3 separate regions of the Mus musculus genome follow, and all the other regions are linked to region 3. A link is a loop called in an ENCODE intact Hi-C map of the cell type or tissue named here. Cell type or tissue: heart. All regions are shown on one strand.

Region 1 (2,500 bases), 220 kb before region 3:
TCCACTATGTGGATGATATCACGTCCATCTCCTTTCAACAAGTAAGCTCAAGCTCCACCCAGATGTCTTTATTTAGAAGACTCAAAAATAGATGCGTGTCTCCAAAGAGAGCAGATAAAGAAATATTTTAAGCAGGACATACTGTTTTCAGGCAACAAGACCATGTGATCATGGAAATAGTACCAGGCATCTGTTATCAAAATGTTCTCTTTTTTAAGTGATTGTTTTATTCATTGTTAAACACTCCTCTATTTGGAGGGACAAACTTAAAATAAAAAAATAGACAGTTAATTCATACAGTTATTGTCAAATATTGAGAAGTATTTCCTAGATACTGTTATCTAAGAATCTTTTATATAATCTCTTGTACTACAGAAAGCACTGGAAGCTGTGTCTAGCAGACCTGAGAGTCATCATAAGATTTGATGGCTCTTCAGTATCCAGGGGGAGTCAGTGAAGCTCTGTGAAACAGGGGCTTTGTGGCTTCTAACATCCCACTGCAAAATACCAGTACAAAGATTTTAGCATTCAAGACAAAATTACCCATAAATACATTGAGTCGGATTGTGTGCTTGCTCGACGTTGAAAGTAAGTGGCTCCTAATGCTTTGTCAAGTCCTCTGAGCTGGGAGACTCAGGGGTTAAAGCCACCTTGCTGTTGGTGTATCCCTGTCACTTGCCTCTGGAATATTGATTGCTCAGTTTCTTCATTAGTAATTAAATGAGATTAAAATTATAATATTTTCCTTCTATACACTGTTAGATGGTCCTCAAATTTCCTGGCATTCAGAGTACTTCAGAAACTACAGCTTTAAAATGAGCAGAGGCTCCTTGTAGATGGTAGGGAATAGAATGCGATTTATCAAGGTATGAATGACAGAAAGGAATGCCCTAAGAGATGCCCAAGGATAGAATGACGAATGAAAAATTGAAGTTGTGGGGATCCGTGCAGAAAAACAGAATTGTTTGTGCAAAAGCCTTGGTTGGGTTTCCCTCACATACAAATAAATTGATATCAAGCTACTCTGTTAAAATCACTCATATCCTGAAGTGAAGGCATATCTGTCAGGAGGTTGTCAACTTACCTCAGCTAACCACATAAAGTCCTCTACAGCTGTGATAGGCAGCCCTTGAGAGTTTCCTAAGGTGGGGCTGGCAGAGAGTAAAGTTTTACAGTCACAAGGACCAGTCATTGGATCTTGGGGAAAGGCTATGGCCTTGGCTGAGGTAGTGGTTCCCTGCTGGGTGCTATGAAAGAACAGTCAGTGCTCTTAACTGCTGAACCACCTCTCCAGCCCTCTTGTATCTTGTTTTGTCCTATTTGGCTATAGCCTCTCAAGTCATGCTCTTTTCTGAAGAAGAATTAGAGGAGGGGTGAGTTTGGGGGGAGAGAGGAGATGGGGGGGTAGCCAGGAAGAGTGGAGGGAAGGGAAACTGGTTAGGATATAGTATATGATAGAAGAATCTGTTTTCAATTTTAAAAAATGTACTATCAGGGCTGGAGAGATGGCTCAGCAGTTAAGAGCATTGACTACCCTTCCAAAGGTCCTGAGTTTAATTCCCAGCAACCACATAGTGGCTCACAACCATCTGTAATAGGTAACCAATGCCGTCTTCTTCTGTGTCTGAAGGCAGTGACAGTGTACCCACATATATGAAATAGATATGGCGGGGGGTGGAGCGAGCAGGGCCAGAAAAAAAAAGTACTGTCCTGGGAAATTAATGAACAGAGTATGTATGTGTATGTGCATGTGTGTATGAGAGGAGAGAGAGAGAGAGAGAGAGAGAGAGAGAGAGAGAGAGAGAGAAAGAGAATGAATGAATTTGTGTGTGTGTGTGTGTGTTAAGGAGAATTATTCTTAGATGCTAATTCCATGCAGGACAAGGGAGTCTTCCCTTCACAGAAAAGCAAGAGTTCTTTTAAAGCAGAGTGACTGTCCCCTGTAGTCCTTACGATCTTTCAAACTTCAAGGATTTCTGGATCAAGCCTCTGGCTCTTCTCTCTGATGTTTGTGATCAGTGTAACCCGGCAGGTAGCTTATTGTTTTAGTGGCCCTAGGGTGGGAATATCAATTACCTATTAGGGAGAATGAACTGAGACCCAGAAGAGACACTTAATCCACCAAAGGTCACACACACAGGTCAATGACAGTCTAGGACCTAGGACAGTCAACAAAGCTTTATTCCCCTCAAGTCCCAGGTTTTTCCAGCACAGAAAGCAAGCTGGCTTCCTCTCGAAGATGGATCCTTCCTCGGCAGCATCTGACACTCCATTTTTCTTAATTACCAATCACGGTGCTCAGAGAGATGGGTGTCTTTGTAAGCCTGAAAATGGCAAGCTCCGGCTGCTCAACTATGAAGCATTACCCACGCTGAAAGGGACATATTATGTCTCTTTCAAAAAGAAGTAACAATGAAAAATTCCACTCAGAGAAAACTAATTCCTTTACCCGAGGAATCAATTTCCCAAGTCTGATGCACTGTGTGTAACTAGAGTGGGT
Region 2 (2,500 bases), 780 kb before region 3:
GATAAAACACAACTTTTTAGAACATGGTGGTCAGTAGATGTGTCTGGTGTTTGTGAAGAGCCTGTGGCATTATATAATCTTTATTAACTGGTGGGTTTGTTTGTTTTGTCTGTGCACCTGATTTCAGATAGAAAATATTGAGCTTCCCATGGATACAAAAACAAATGAAAGAAGAGGATTCTGTTTTATCACATACACAGACGAAGAGCCAGTAAAGAAACTGTTAGAAAGCAGATACCATCAAATAGGTTCTGGGAAGGTAAATCCCTTAACAACTTAGAGGATTGTGTGTGTGAAGTCAGTGTGAAGAGAAACTTGTTCTATGTTCAGAACTTGGAACATCTGCAAATTTTCTGTTTATTTACAGTGCGAAATCAAAGTTGCGCAACCCAAAGAGGTGTACAGGCAGCAGCAGCAACAACAGAAAGGAGGCAGAGGGGCTGCAGCCGGCGGAAGAGGAGGTGCTAGGGGGCGTGGAAGAGGTGAGACCTCCTTGGGCGAGTGAGCGGTACACTGAAGCAGTGAGCTGCTAGGGACCTGACCTGTAGGGAAACACAGCTAGAGTGAAACTAAAGAGCTGACTTGGGGGGGGGGGGTTGAAGCCACAGTGTAGGGGACAGGAATGGATCAGCTTGTGGTAGGATTGGGACAGTCCCAAGTTGTTTCCTAACCTTCGTTGTGCATTGTTTCAGGTCAGGGCCAAAACTGGAACCAAGGATTTAATAACTATTATGATCAAGGATATGGAAATTATAATAGTGCCTATGGTGGTGATCAGAACTATAGTGGCTATGGCGGCTATGATTATACTGGGTATAACTATGGGAACTATGGATATGGACAGGGATATGCAGACTACAGCGGTAAGAACACTTAACTCAATTGTGAAGTACTTTCCCATTCTGAACTTGTGTGTATGGGCTTACTGTTGAGATGTTTGGAGTAGTCATGTTGTATAGTCATAGGAAAGTAAGACGGTGGTTATTTTAAAATATAATTAACAGCTATTGGCTATTACTGACTGTTAAGATGGCTTGATGTTTTGATGTTCAGCATGCATAGTTTCTTATAGGGTAGATTTTTTTTTCTGTTTAGAAAAACGGTTTTCTTAGGAAACTTTGTTAGTGAAACTCATATCCTTTCCACAGGTCAGCAGAGCACTTACGGCAAGGCGTCCCGAGGGGGCGGCAATCACCAGAACAATTACCAGCCCTACTAAAGGAGGACGCTGGGAGAGCAGGTGTGTGAGATGCAGGAAAGCATTGCACTGGCTAATTTAACTTAAAGATCAATAGACAAATGAAAAACACGAGTAAATGATATGTTGTGTAGTCCTTGCTAAAGTGTTACTGTTTAATTGCTTTATGAGCCTGTTTTGCCTAAAGTGTCTATAGATCTTTAACTTTAAAGTTTTACCTCACCTTTTTTAGAACTACAGAAAAACTTAAGAGTTTTTCTGTTTGCTTTGTGTACCAGGAGGTGTAGAGGAGTAATTAAACTTTTTTAGAAGTGTTAACAGGTAAAGTACTGAAATGGGTACAACTTAAGGAAAAGAAGAATGTTGTCTTCTAACTCTGACATTATACCTTGTTTGTACCCGCCAGCGGGAACTTCATTGCAGGCCGTGTGTCACCCTGACCACGTCTATCTCTGGGGGTCGCACGTTGCGGGCAGAGCGCAAGGCATACACCAGAAAACGCTGTCCTGTGGTATGGTCTCTTCCAACTTCATGTACCAGCGTAAAGATTAAAGTGGAAAACTTCAGACTTTGGCTTCTTTTTTAATCTTTTTGGAGATTAAGTGTCTAAACTTAACTTAAATGGTTTTTTACAGGAGTTAAAGTGCATAAATGCCTTTTTACAGCTTAATCATTTTGGTCTTCTGTTTAGTGTTGTATTTCAATTGTGGAGCCTCATTTTAAGTGTTCATTCTTTAAGATTTAATGCTTGCTTTTTCTTTTTATAGCTAATAGTGAAATCTACAAACCAAAACAAGAACTTTTAAATCTGGGATATAAGTTAAAGATCATATGCACAAAGTAATTGGCTACCGTGTTACCATTATAAACCTACCTGGAATTTGTGTTGGTAGCATCCAGTTGGCTTACTAGGGATGCTTCTGTTCTGGTTGGCCCTCACTTGCTAGATGCAGATCAGGGAAGATTGCATTCCCGTGTTCTAAATTCAGTCCATCCTGTGTCATTTGGAACTCGAGTGAGTTTCAGTGCCCAAACTGTACTTTGCTGATGAACATGCGTGTGATCTTTAATTGAAGTGAGGACTTAAGCAGTCCATGAAAGTGGACCTTTGCACACTTGTGGGGCTGCACACATCTAATGGGTGTTTCGTTTTTGTTTTAGGAGGTGTAAAGAAACCATCTTACAGGACGACATTGAAGATTGCTTGATCTTCTGTTGACCTAAGATGATTATTTTGTAAAAGACTTTGTAGTGTACATGACACAATTGTGTCCAACTGTATATAGCTGCCAATTAGTTCCT
Region 3 (2,500 bases):
TGGACCCATTCTCCTTCACAGAACAGACACCAGAGATAAACAAAAGGCTCAGGGTTTTTAGAATAAACTGCGGGGCTTAAGGAGAAGCATCTGTAGAATATGCGTAGGATAGTGAAGCAGGAAGTATGAGAGAGACAGGGACCAGCCAAGACCAGCCAAGGAACATGAACGTTAGGTTAAAAGAGGCTCTTTCCATCCCAGAGAGAAGATGCAGGGACCTTAGAGGAGGAACCGTGTTGCTCCATGTTAATAAGGCCAATTACAGTCTATGGGATGGTCCTACAGTGTTTATGTATGAACGGAAGCTTACAAAGCCTGCTTTTCATACTCAGGGTCACAGCTGCAAAGTCTCCAAATCTTGTGCATTTCCCCCCATGGGTAAGGTATCTTTATTTCAACTTCTTCCCTTACCTTTCTATCACGCGTAGGAGAGTATTGAGTTCTTACCTCTATATTTATTTTTTTCTTTTCTAAAATAGTTATCAGGTATTCAATGGCTGATTCAATTAAGTAGCTGTCTACAATGATAAAAACAACCTTCACCGAGGACCAGCCTTACACACTAGAGTATCTTCCTTTCCTTTGCGAAAGTTCTAACACCTGTAATTTTACATGTGGATTGAATAGCAGTTTATTTAGCGTTTGCCCTCCAGGAGCCAGTAAGCTTCTGGGACCAGCCGGTTGCGGCCACCAGTGTGCCCCCAGCGTTTATTACAATACCCAACACTCAGCAAGTGCTTCGTGGTTCCTCTCAGATCTCCTCCGAAAGTTACACGGACAGTAACCTTCAGCTCATAATTATGATAATAGATACTGTACAACGAGTCGAGCCGGTATTTACAGGTAGAGCACACAAGGCAAATGAATACACACTCGGCGACACATGAGTGCACAAACAGCCGCGGGCAGCGACACGAAGGAGGAAACGCGCGCCGGAGTGGGCCCTGCCCAGGCTGCGGAGACCCGCTGCGCCAGCAAGCCAGCCTCTGCAGCGTGGGTGGGTACGGCCGCAGCGTCACGGGAGTCCCTACCCGCGGAACCCTGGCAAGTCCCCGAGCGCCCGCTGCAGGGCGGCGTGGGCGGAGAGCTGCGCCACGATTGGCCAGCGCAGGATGGGCGTGGCCTGCGGCGGGCGGGGGCGTGGCCTGCGGCAGGAGGCGGGCATTTCCCCAGCAAGGGGGTGTGCGCGGCTCGGGCTGGAGTTTCAGTATAAACAAGGACCCCGACTGGATCGGCGGGTTTTCCCTTTCTTCTGGCGTTCGACCCTTCCCGGTCCTGAGCTCGCCTTTTGGGGCGCCTCGGTACGGCAGCCAGGAGGCAGAGGCTCCGAGCTGTGTGCGGGTAGGTGCTCCAGGGGACCCCGCGGCGGGATGGCGGGAGCGGGCTGCGCCGGCGCTGCTCCGGAACGGCGCCGGCTGTCCAGTGCGCCCCGGCGTGGCGGGAGATCCTCGGCTGGCGAGCATTGGCAGAGCCACAGAACTAGGAGTTCTCGCGCCTGCTGCTTCCGTGCCCCGGGCTGCCGCGCTCCCAACAGGTGCGGGGCTGAGCACTGACGACCCGGGGACCCGGGGATCTGGGGACGCTGTGCTGCGCCTCGCCCCGGCCAGGCCTTCTGTTTGGAGATCTTAGATATTGAGGGTTTGTCTGAGTTGGAGTCTCGTTCATCCTTTTTGCTTTCCCTCTCAGCTTCTTGTGCATACCTAGGGTTGTTTCCATGTACTTTTTGGCTAGTTTCCTAGGGTGCTTGAGAGTGTTCAGGCTGTTGTTTATTTTTTGCTGCAGTTTCCTTATAATTTAAGGTCTGACTCCCAGGAACAGTCAGGGAAACAGGACTTGTGTGTTCCCCAGGCTCGTATGCAAACTTGAACAAGTAGCCTGTTTTTTGTTTTGCTTTGTGACCCAGGTGAGTTGCCTTCGGACACTAGCCTGGGTGATAATAACGTGGCCCGGGGTACCTGGTAGCCTCGTGGGCTGAGTGCGTGAGGGAGGCTCCTCTTTATTGGAGAGCCCCGGGAATAACTTCAGCAGCACTGTACTAGAGAAAAGGGCAAACGCGGAAACGGAGGTGTTCTCTCTCGCTCTCTCGCTCTATCGCTCTGTCTCTGTCTCTCTGTCTCTCTCTCTGAGTGTGCGTGTGATTTGACTATTCCTTGCCACCTTACCCCATCCAAATTGGTTCAGTTCAGGCGAAGCACTGTGGCTAAGGCACTGACAGTGCGGCGAGGTGTTCTCTCGCACAGCGTGGTAAAGGGCGCTAGGAGAGCATCTGGGCTGCAGTTTTCTCTTGTGAATGTAAATGTGCCCGTTTGCAGATGGATTCGGGGCGTATGGTGTATATGGATAAATATGCACGCATACTTGTGTATGTATGTTTGGGTGAACGCGTCTCCAAGGAGTCCTTCGTCAGCAGCGCCATGTGACAATGGCCTGGAACTGCTGGTGTGCGTAGAGCTATATTTAGCCCTGACAGTGTCTCACTGGGAGGACGGGTCTTGAGCTG

Evidence for each region. Hi-C counts contacts between places; a loop is a spot of excess contacts. Peaks named below come from ENCODE experiments on the same cell type or tissue, not always from the same donor. Only the 100,000 strongest peaks of a DNase experiment are listed, where the experiment ranks them.
Region 1: a loop joins it to region 3, with 6 times the contacts of the local background. A loop is called at or near these places in 4 of 42 quality-filtered maps.
Region 2: a loop joins it to region 3, with 4 times the contacts of the local background. A loop is called at or near these places in 6 of 42 quality-filtered maps.

The regions. Positions count from the first base shown.
Region 1 is chr5:99,469,504-99,472,003 of GRCm38, reverse strand. The region is part of intron 2 of A930011G23Rik (RIKEN cDNA A930011G23 gene); the gene reads left to right. Among named protein-coding and RNA genes, the nearest start is that of Gm42125, 17 kb to the left of the region's middle. In heart, no CTCF peak of the experiment used is centred here; a DNase peak (open chromatin) is centred at 1,203; H3K27ac peaks cover 1,075 bases.
Region 2 is chr5:100,034,844-100,037,343 of GRCm38, reverse strand. Hnrnpdl (heterogeneous nuclear ribonucleoprotein D-like) reads left to right here. Exons shown (of 8, transcript NM_016690.4): 4 at 128-259; 5 at 368-482; 6 at 693-863; 7 at 1,149-1,240; 8 at 2,360-2,500. The coding sequence ends at 1,219. Among named protein-coding and RNA genes, the nearest start is that of Hnrnpdl, 3.1 kb to the left of the region's middle. In heart, a CTCF peak has its summit at 1,181; no DNase peak of the experiment used is centred here; H3K4me3 peaks cover 1,043 bases.
Region 3 is chr5:99,251,555-99,254,054 of GRCm38, reverse strand. Rasgef1b (RasGEF domain family, member 1B) reads left to right here and starts at 1,128. Exons shown (of 14, transcript NM_181318.4): 1 at 1,128-1,341. In heart, a CTCF peak has its summit at 1,092; DNase peaks (open chromatin) are centred at 1,174 and 2,484; H3K4me3 peaks cover 2,024 bases; H3K27ac peaks cover 1,974 bases.